2 separate regions of the Homo sapiens genome follow, and region 2 is linked to region 1. A link is an interaction called in ENCODE POLR2A ChIA-PET data of the cell type or tissue named here. Cell type or tissue: Caco-2. All regions are shown on one strand.

What was found. Peaks named below come from ENCODE experiments on the same cell type or tissue, not always from the same donor. Only the 100,000 strongest peaks of a DNase experiment are listed, where the experiment ranks them.
Region 2: POLR2A ChIA-PET joins it to region 1 with 8 read pairs; 2 of 35 experiments call an interaction of 5 or more read pairs at or near these places.

The regions. Positions count from the first base shown.
Region 1 is chr5:850,521-855,520 of GRCh38, forward strand. It overlaps ZDHHC11 (zDHHC palmitoyltransferase 11), which reads right to left and starts at 466. Exons shown (of 13, transcript NM_024786.3): 1 at 1-466. The coding sequence starts at 82. RefSeq lists an enhancer at 1-459. In Caco-2, no CTCF peak of the experiment used is centred here; a DNase peak (open chromatin) is centred at 161; H3K4me3 peaks cover 540 bases; H3K27me3 peaks cover 280 bases.
Region 2 is chr5:462,857-467,856 of GRCh38, forward strand. EXOC3 (exocyst complex component 3) reads left to right here. Exons shown (of 13, transcript NM_007277.5): 10 at 1,434-1,556; 11 at 2,255-2,416; 12 at 2,862-2,989; 13 at 3,871-4,434. The coding sequence ends at 4,042. Among named protein-coding and RNA genes, the nearest start is that of SLC9A3-OT1, 7.6 kb to the right of the region's middle. In Caco-2, no CTCF peak of the experiment used is centred here; no DNase peak of the experiment used is centred here.

The DNA.
Region 1 (5,000 bases):
TGCGGGGCGGCAAGACCAGCTTTTCATTATTGAGTATGGCTTCTGGGGTGACGGAACACTGGCTCCCGGAGCGGGTGTCCATCTGCAGGACACAGAAGGGGAGGACCTGCGCCGTCAGATCCTGGGAGGGCCGGCCCCGCCCACTGTCACAGAGACCAAGGGGACTGGGAATGCAGCCGCCAGGACCAGCACTGACAGCCAATGGCCCAGCACTGCCTGGGGCCACGTTCCCCGCAGAGGGAGCAGGGGCTGGGCTGGAGTCGGTGCAGGGCCCCGCCCAGGGGAATGAACAGACATGCTGCAGAATGTGACCCCGGCCAGAGCCGAGTGGCAACGGAAAACGGCTCTCCAGGGTGTGGAGGACCCAGTGCCCGCGCGACCGCCCATCAGTTCCCCTGAGGATTTGTTACGTTCTGGGGAGTGCTCGACAGCCCCCACACAGCGACAGGTCCCACAACCCGTTCACGAATACACAGGCCCACCCAGGACTCCCCAGGTGCAAGAAGAAAACCCACGTCAGAAAGAGGCCACACTGAGCAGAGGGCTGCGCCTGTGAGAAACTGAGGCAATGCCTGAAGAGCTCGTGAGCCGTTACTCACTGGTGCAACACTGAAACCTGCCAGATCCTCCCTGAGAGGCTTCTCTGAGCTTCCCAGAGGAGCAGGACCCGAGAGCTCACTTCACAGGGTCCTGTGTGTCTCCCCTTCCACAGGACAGGGAAGCCCGTCCAGCCACGCGGGGCTGGGGTCTCCGCCCGGGTGGACAGTGGCTGGGAGGTTCTGAACACGCTGCGGCTGCTCCTGGCCAGTCAGGTGGGGAGGGCGGCAGGGGTGGGAGGGACGTGGTGTCACAGAGCGGCAGTGAAAGACACTCAACGGCCGCTACGGGGTGGGGGGTTGATCTTGAGGGGCTGGGCGGTCTCTACAGAGGAGGGTTAGGAAGCTTCGCCACGTTATGCCTCGCTCAAAGTCCTTGTTGTCTCTTTGGGAAAAAACCTTCAGAAAATGAAGTTGATATTAAATGTATTTCTTTGAGAAGAGAGACATTGAGAAATAGTTAACAATTCTTCGTTCTTGCAGTCGTGAACGTCCATGATACAGTGGCTCTGCGCTGCCTTTGGTGGCTCCTCCCTGGTCCTCTAAATGTGACACCAGGCGGATGCGGGGCCACAGGACCCTGGGGCTTGAGTCACACAAGAATGTCTCTGGGAGACCCGAGAGACTCACAGTTATGAAACAGGACCATGGTTCTTTGGCCGGGCGCGGGGGCTCACGCCTGTAATCCCAGCACTGTGGGAAGCCGAGGCGTGCCTATCACCTGAGGTCAGGAGTTCCAGACCAGCCTGGGCAACACGGCGAAACCCTGTCTCTACTAAAAATACAAAGATTAGCAGGGCATGGTGGCACATGCCTCTAATCCCAGCTACTCGGGAGGCTGAGGCATGAGAATCGTTTGAACCTGGGAGGTCGAGGCTGCAGTGAGCCAAGATTGCACCACTGCATTCCAGCCTGGGCAACAGAGGGAGACTCCATCTCAAAAAAAAAAAAAAGAAAGAAAGAAAAGTCAAAGTTACCAAGGAAGGAAATAGAAACACAGAAAGACAACCCTGTACATTAAAAACACAATTCCCAGTTAAAAACAAAACCCAAATGAAAGTGCCAACAAACAGAAATGATGTCGCCAAGTCACATTGGTAAAACCTGGAATATCAAATCCAGGAAGGACCACAGATCTTAGAGAGGAGAAGAGGGGAATCGCTCAGCGGCCTTGAGCCTTGAGCCTGGAGACAACACGTTCATCTGTCAGGATTTCAGAACAGAAAGGTGGAGAGTCTGTGAGAGAAAAAAGAAAACACTGAAGAACTTTGAGAAGACTGAAGACTTCAGGTCGAAACTGTGCACCAAGAGCTGGAAAGGATGATTGGAAAAAGTAATACATCCAAATTAGAGAAAATGTGAGCAAGCCAGGGAGACAGACCCCACAGAGGACAACGAGCAGCGGGGACAGACTCCACAGAGGACAGTGAGCCAGGGGGACAGACCCCACGGAGGACAATGAGCAGCGGGGACAGACGCCACGGAGGACAGTAAGCTGGAGGTACAGACTCCACAGAGGACAGTGAGCAAGGGGGACAGACCCCACGGAGGACAGCGAGCCGGGGGGACAGACCACACGGAGGACAGCGAGCAGCGGGGACAGACCCCACAGAGGACAGCAAACCGGGGGACAGACCCCATGGAGGACAGCGAGCCGGGGGAAGAGACCCCACGGAGGACAGCAAGCAGCGGGGACAGACCCCACGGAGGACAGCGAGCCGGGGGTACAGACCACACGGAGGACAGCGAGCAGCGGGGACAGACCCCACGGAGGACAGTGAGCAGCGGGGACAGACCCCGCGGAGGACAGCGAGCCGAGGGGACAGACCCCACGCAGGACAGCAAGCAGCAGGGAAAGACCCCACGGAGGACAGCGAGCCAGGGGGACAGACCCCATGGAGGACAGCGAGCAGCGGGCACAGACCCCACGGAGGACAGCGAGCCAGGTGGACAGACCCCATGGAGGACAGCGAGCCAGGGGACACAGGCCCCACGGAGGACAATTAGCAGCGGGGACAGACCCCACGGAGGACAGCGAGCCAGGGAGACAGACCCCACAGAGGACAGCGAGCCAGGGGGCAGAGACTCCACAGAGGACAGCGAGCCGGGGGGCACGGACCCCACGGAGGACAGTGAGCAGCGGGCACAGACCCCACAGAGGACAGTGAGCAGCAGGGATAGACCCCACCGAGGACAGCGAGTCGGGCACAGACCCCGCAGAGGACAGCGAGTCGGGGGTACAGACCCCACGGAGGACAGCGAGCCAGGGGGACAGACCCCACAGAGGACAGTGAGCAGCGGGGACAGACCCCACAGAGGACAGTGAGCCAGGGGGCACAGACCCCACAGAGGACAGCGAGCGAGGAGCACAGACCCCACAGAGGACAGCGAGCTGGGGAGACAGATCCCACAGAGGACAGTGAGCAGCGGGGACAGACCCCACAGAGGACAGCAAGCCCGGGGGACAGACCCCACAGTGGACAGCAAGCCACGGGGACAGACCCCACAGAGGACAGCAAGCCAGGGGGACAGACCCCACAGAGGACAGCGAGCCACGGGGACAGACCCCATGTAGGACAGTGAGCCAGGGAGACAGACCCCACAGAGGACAGTGAGCTGGGGAGACAGATCCCATGGAGGACAGCAAGCCGGGGGGACAGACCGCACAGAGGACAGTGAGCAGCGGGGACAGACCCCACCGAGGACAGCCAGCTGGGGGCACAGACCCCACAGAGGACAGTGAGCAGCGGGGACAGACCCCACAGAGGACAGCAAGCCAGGGGGACAGACCCCACAGAGGACAGCAAGCCAGGGGGACAGACCCCACAGAGGACAGCAAGCCAGGGGGACAGACCCCACAGAGGACAGTGAGCTGGGGGCACAGATCCCATGGAGGACAGCAAGCCAGGGGGACAGACCGCACAGAGGACAGTGAGCAGCCGGGACAGACCCCACCGAGGACAGCGAGCCGGGGGGCACAGACCCCACGGAGGACAGTGAGGAGCGGGGACAGACCCCACAGAGGACAGCGAGCCGGGGGGCACAGACCACACAGAGGACAGCGAGCCGGGGGGACAGACCCCATGGAGGATAGCAAGCCAGGGGGTCAGACTGCCCAGAGGACATTGAGCAGTGTGGATAGACCCCACCAAGGACAGTGAGCCAGGGGCCACAGACCCCACGGAGGACAGCAAGCCAGGGGGACAGAACCCACAGAGGACAGCGAGCCGTGGGGACAGAACCCATGTAGGACAGAGAGCCAGGGAGACAGACCCCACGGAGGACAGTGAGCCGGGGGGCACAGACCCTACAGAGGACAGAGAGCCGGGGAGACAGACCCCACGGAGGACAGTGAGCAGCTGGGACAGACCCCACAGAGGACAGCGAGCCGGGGGGAGAGACACCATGGAGGACAGCGAGCCGGGGAGACAGATCCCACAGAGAACAGTGAGCCAGGGGTCACAGATCCCACAGAGGACAGCGAGCGAGTGGCACAGACCCCACAGAGGACAGCGAGCCAGGGTCACAGACCCCACAGAGGACAGTGAGCTGGGGGCACAGATCCCATGGAGGACAGCAAGCCGGGGGGACAGACCGCACAGAGGACAGTGAGCAGCCGGGACAGACCCCACCGAGGACAGCGAGCCGGAGGGCACAGACCCCACGGAGGACAGTGAGGAGCGGGGACAGACCCCACAGAGGACAGCGAGCCGGGGGGCACAGACCACACAGAGGACAGCGAGCCGGGGGGACAGACCCCATGGAGGATAGCAAGCCAGGGGGTCAGACTGCCCAGAGGACAGTGAGCAGTGGGGATAGACCCCACCAAGGACAGTGAGCCGGGGGGCACAGACCCCACGGAGGACAGCGAGCCAGGGGGACAGACCCCACAGAGGACAGTGAGCCAGGGGGACAGAACCCACAGAGGACAGCAAGCCAGGGGGACAGACCCCACAGAGGACAGCGAGCCGCGGGGACAGACCCCACGGAGGACAGCGAGCCGCGGGGACAGACCCCATGGAGGACAGCGAGCCGGGGGACACAGACCCTACAGAGAACAGAGAGCCGGGGAGACAGACCCCATGGAGAACAGTGAGCAGCGGGGACAGACCCCACAGAGGACAGCGAGCCGGGGGGAGAGACACCATGGAGGACAGCGAGCCAGGGAGACAGATCCCACAGAGGACAGCGAGCCAGGGGGCACAGACCCCACAGAGGACAGCGAGTCAGGGGGCACAGACCCCACAGAGGACAGAGAGCCGGGGAGACAGACCCCACAGAGGACAGCGAGCCAGGGGGCACAGACCCCATAGAGGACAGCGAGCCAGGGGGCACAGACCCCACAGAGGACAGTGAGCAGCGGGGACAGACCCCACAGAGGACAGCAAGCTGGGGTCACAGACC
Region 2 (5,000 bases), 390 kb before region 1:
GCACTTTGGGAGGCCAAGGTAGGCGGATCACCTGAGGTTGGGAGTTCGAGACCAGCCTGACCAACATGGAGAAACCCCATCTCTACTCAAAATACAAAATTACCTGGGTGTGGTGGCGCATACCTGTAATCCCAGCTGCTTGGGAGGCTGAGGCAGGAGAATTGCTTGAACCCGGGAGGTGGAGGTTGCAGTGAGCAGAGATCGCGCCATTGCACTCCAGCCTGGGCAACAAGAGCAAACTCCATTTCAAAACAACAACAACAACAAAATAATAAGACCATGGCCATCTGGTGGTCCTGCTGGAAAGGGGTTCCTGGGATGAGGGGTGGGATTGGTTGCTGATTCATCAGTGTCTGGTTGTGCAAGAGAACAGAAATGTGTGTGGAAGTGTCCCCAAAGAGGCAGACACTTGTAACTTTCGCAAATATGACTTAGCAAGAAGAAAATATTTACATTTGAAATTATTTCAAAATTTAAAAAGAATATATAGAAAAATGGGCAAAAGACATGAACGGCCACCTCACATTAAAAGCAACACCAGTGTCCTCATCGTGAAACTAGACGCCCGATCTTATCCTCGAAGCAATGAATGCTCAACAGGACCTGCTGCTCAGCAGGATGGCAGGAGCCGGAGACGTGGATGCTGTTCAGGCTTGTTGAGGGTGTGGGAAAAAGGGGCTGTTTGTATTCTGTGTGGGCCTGAACTGGGTTGGGTTTTTGAGGGCAGCTTGGAAATACAGCCATTGTAGTTTTAATCTGTAACTTTTACTGGAGTTTTAATTTGTACACTTCTATTGGAGTTTTAATTTGTATACTTTTATTGGAGTTTTAATTTGTATACTTTTATTGGTTTTAATGTGTATACTTTTTGACTGAAAAATTCAACTTTAAGGAATTTCATCAGAATTATACAGATTCACTGTTGCATTATTGCAAAATGTGAAAAAAATTTAAATGTCCATCAATAGAGAATTGGGCAAATAAATACGATAAATATATGTAGCCACTAAAGGTAAAATGTATACATGCACAGATATTTCCATCTTTAACATGTCATTTTGGGAAGCTCATCACAGAAATTGTAGTATAAATCTCCTATACTTAAAGTACACATTTGCAGATTATATAATCAAATTTTTACCTGAGTGCGCATTGCTGTTGTAATTAGAAAAGCAGTGTGACGTAGCAAAGATGCACGGAAGTGCCTCCCTCCCACACGCACTCAGTGCTCGTGGGACGTTGAGGTGAGGAAGTGCCTCCCTCCCACGCTGCACGCAGCTCTCGTGGGGCGTTGAGGTGAGGAAGTGCCTCCCTCCCACACTGCACGCAGCTCTCGTGGGGCGTTGAGGTGAGGAAGTGCCTCCCTCCCACATGCACTCGGCTCTCGTGGGACGTTGAGGTGATGATTTCTATGATCTGTTTCTGCTTTTCAGCAACATCTGAATGAATTGATGACGAAGAAGTGGCTATTAGGGTCAAACGCTGTAGACATTATCTGTGTCACCGTGGAAGACTATTTCAACGATTTTGCCAAAATTAAAAAGCCGTATAAGAAGGTAAGAAGGTGGGACCTAGTTCCCTCATCACCTTGACGCTAGGGCTCACCTCTCACCCTGCTCAGAATTCAGCATCCAGCGAGTCCCTCCGTGAGTGAACGTTCACTTGTTGTCCTATCAGCCCAAGGGAGGCAATAGGCTCTGCGGACGCCACCTCCCTGGGACGGGGCTCTGGTGAGAATGGCCGGGGCCCTGTGGCATGGCCCTCGAGGTGGAGGGAGCCATGGTTCCCGGAGAGGCCCGCGTGCCCCGTCTTAGCTCCTTGCCTTCCACTCACTCCCTGAGGCCCCAGGGATTTCTTTCCGCTTCAGACCCTCCTTCCTGCAGGACCCAGGTTCCTCTTTCCTCCAAAGTGCCTGCCGCGTTTTCCAGATGCTGCGGTCGTTATCAAAGGACAGCAGCAGCCACTGACACGGGCCTGTCTGTGGACCGAGTGCTCATGCGCGGCACTGCCTCGCCCGCGTCTGTCCTGCTGGGGGCCGGAGCTGGCCTGGTGCGGGGGTCCAGGTCACCGTCACTGTTCCCCCACTGAGCCCCCGCTCCTCCTCTGCGGTGAGATGCCAGAGCCGTGGCGGAGCGAGGAGGAGTGGGCTCAGAGCCTCCGGGGAGCCACCGGGAGCCCCAGCCTGGGTTTCAATGAGGGTGCTCCTGGCCGCCAGAGCCGTGGAGCCTGCCGCTGACCGCGCGTGTCTCCCCAGAGGATGACGGCCGAGGCGCACCGGCGCGTGGTGGTGGAGTACCTGCGGGCGGTCATGCAGAAGCGCATTTCCTTCCGGAGCCCGGAGGAGCGCAAGGAGGGTGCCGAGAAGATGGTTAGGGAGGCAGAGCAGCTGCGCTTCCTGTTCCGGAAGCTGGCGTCCGTGAGTGTCGCGCAGGTCCGGGCTGGAGAAGGCCTGTCGCTCCGCGGCCCTGTTCAGCCTCCACCCCGGGACTCGGGCCAGTAGATGGGAGTGTGTCGTGTGTTTGTCAGGCGGGGGGAGCCTGGGTCCAGGTCCTGCCTGACCTTGTGGTTGGACACGAATGTCCACAGAGGTAGACGCGCCGGCCCCGCCGGCTTCCCGAGGCCGCCCACAGCTCCCTGACGGACGCTTCCCAGTCTGTCCTGCGCTGCGAGGTGCTGGCTGCCTCCCACGGTCTCGCCCTCACCCCAGACCCCTGGCCCTGTCACTGAGCTTTCAGAGTAGATCCTGAGGAGTCAGGTGAAGAGGGAGGTTCCCAGTCAGGAAGGGGCTCAGCCAGAATCCAGCTGCTCCCAGCGCCGCGGGACAGCCGAGGGCGGCTCCTCACATTGCTGCTGCCTTCCAGGGTTTCGGGGAAGACGTGGACGGATACTGCGACACCATCGTGGCTGTGGCCGAAGTGATCAAGCTGACAGACCCTTCTCTGCTCTACCTGGAGGTCTCCACTCTGGTCAGCAAGTATCCAGACATCAGGTAAGGGATGCACGTCTTAGAATCCTGCCTTAGAATCCTGGAGTGGAGCGGCAGGTCCCTCCTTCTGTCTGGGGCGGGTGGGGCTCCTGGTTCGCAAGTTCAGCCCTGCAGCACGGCAAGGGTTCAGGTGCGGCACAGCGGGGCCCAGGCGCAGGGAGCAGAGCTGCTTCTGTGCTGCCTTCCACCTGGCCTGGGCTACAGTGTGGGTGGGTGGAGCTCGAGGGGCACATCCCGGGTGGGGACAGTGGGGTGGGGGCGGGGCTGTGACAGCTCTGCTGTGTGTGGTGGGGAAGATTTGGGCTGTGGAGTGGCCTCAGTGGGGCGAGTTTAGGAAGTTTCCTCTGTGCTCATGGTGGACTCGGGAGGGCCCAAGTGCAGCTTGGACCAGACACCTTCCGAGGACGTGATTACAGGGAGTCCCCAGTACCAGGTCCAGGGAAGGGGACCCACGCACGTCCCCCCTCCACCATGCTGGCTCCAGGCCCCAGGCCAGCCTTTGCGGCCCCTGTCTCAGGGCACCTGCCACTTCCCCAAGGGGCCACCTCCATGGCTGCAGCCGCGTCACCTCCGTCCCATCATCTCGCTGGTTAAACGTGGAAAAACGGGGTCTTGAGCTCTCCACGGTCTCCCCTCTGGTTGGGCCGGAACAAAGATTTATAAAAGCAGTGTTGAAAAATCTTTCTGCAATTGGATTGAGAAAAGACAGAGTAAGATGAAAATGCAGGCTTGTCTCCCGCTGAAAAGGGAAAGGTGCAATTTGTCTGCAGCGGTCCTCACCCCCTGTGTTCTGTCAGCTGGGGTGGTGAAGCCGTGAGTCCCTGGCAGCGTGGTGCATCACAGGGCTGCTAAGTGGGCATGGGCTGACATCTCCCCATCCCCAGGGATGACCACATCGGTGCGCTGCTGGCTGTGCGTGGGGACGCCAGCCGTGACATGAAGCAGACCATCATGGAGACCCTGGAGCAGGGCCCAGCACAGGCCAGCCCCAGCTACGTGCCCCTCTTCAAGGACATTGTGGTGCCCAGCCTGAACGTGGCCAAGCTGCTCAAGTAGCCTCCGCCGGCCTGCCCTGCTCGCCCCTCCACAGCCTCGGTCCCTGCCTTTAGAAACGCGGGACAGCTGATTGCTCTCCTTGGCCACACGTGCTCCTTTTAGCTGCACGGCCTGTCTTTAGGTGCCAGTGTGATGCACCGGGTGTGCGTCGAGTGAGCGTCCCGAGGCCACGTGCGGAGGCCCCTCACTGTGCTGTCAAAGGCCTGTGGGTGCAGGGCTCTGCCGCACAGCCTCTCTTGGGTGCTTGTTTGTTGCAGTGGTTGAAAGTGTGTGGGGCACAGAGGACGTGCACCTCCCTGCCCTCCTCCTCCCTGGGCCTTCACCGCACCCCATCTGCTTAAGTGCTCGGAACCCCGTCACCTAATTAAAGTTTCTCGGCTTCCTCAGAGAAATGAAAACGCCATGCATTCTCTTTTCCAGTTAAGGTTTTCTGACTACTGATCTAGGATTGCCCAGGAACTGTTGTCAATCACAGAGTAAAAGTCTCCGCTCAGCCTGGAGGGCGCCCTCCTGGTCCCCTCCTGTCTGACATCCCCTCAGCCTAGAGGGCGCCCTCCTGGTCCCCTCCTGTCTGACATCCCCTCAGCCTAGAGGGTGCCTTCCTGATCCCCTCATGTCTGACATCCCCTCAGCCTGGAGGGCGCCCTCCTGGTCCCCTCCTGTCTGACATCCCCTCAGCCTGGATGGCGCCCTCCTGGTCCCCTCCTGTCTGACATCCCCTCAGCCTAGAGGGCGCCCTCCTGGTCCCCTCCTGTCTGACATCCCCTCAGCCTGGATGGCGCCCTCCTGGTCCCCTCCTGTCTGACATCCCCTCAGCCTAGAGGGTGCCCTCCTGATCCCCTCATGTCTGACATCCCCTCAGCCTGGATGGCGCCCTCCTGGTCCCCTCCTGTCTGACATCCCCTCAGCCTAGAGGGTGCCCTCCTGGTCCCCTCATGTCTGACATCCCCTCAGCCTA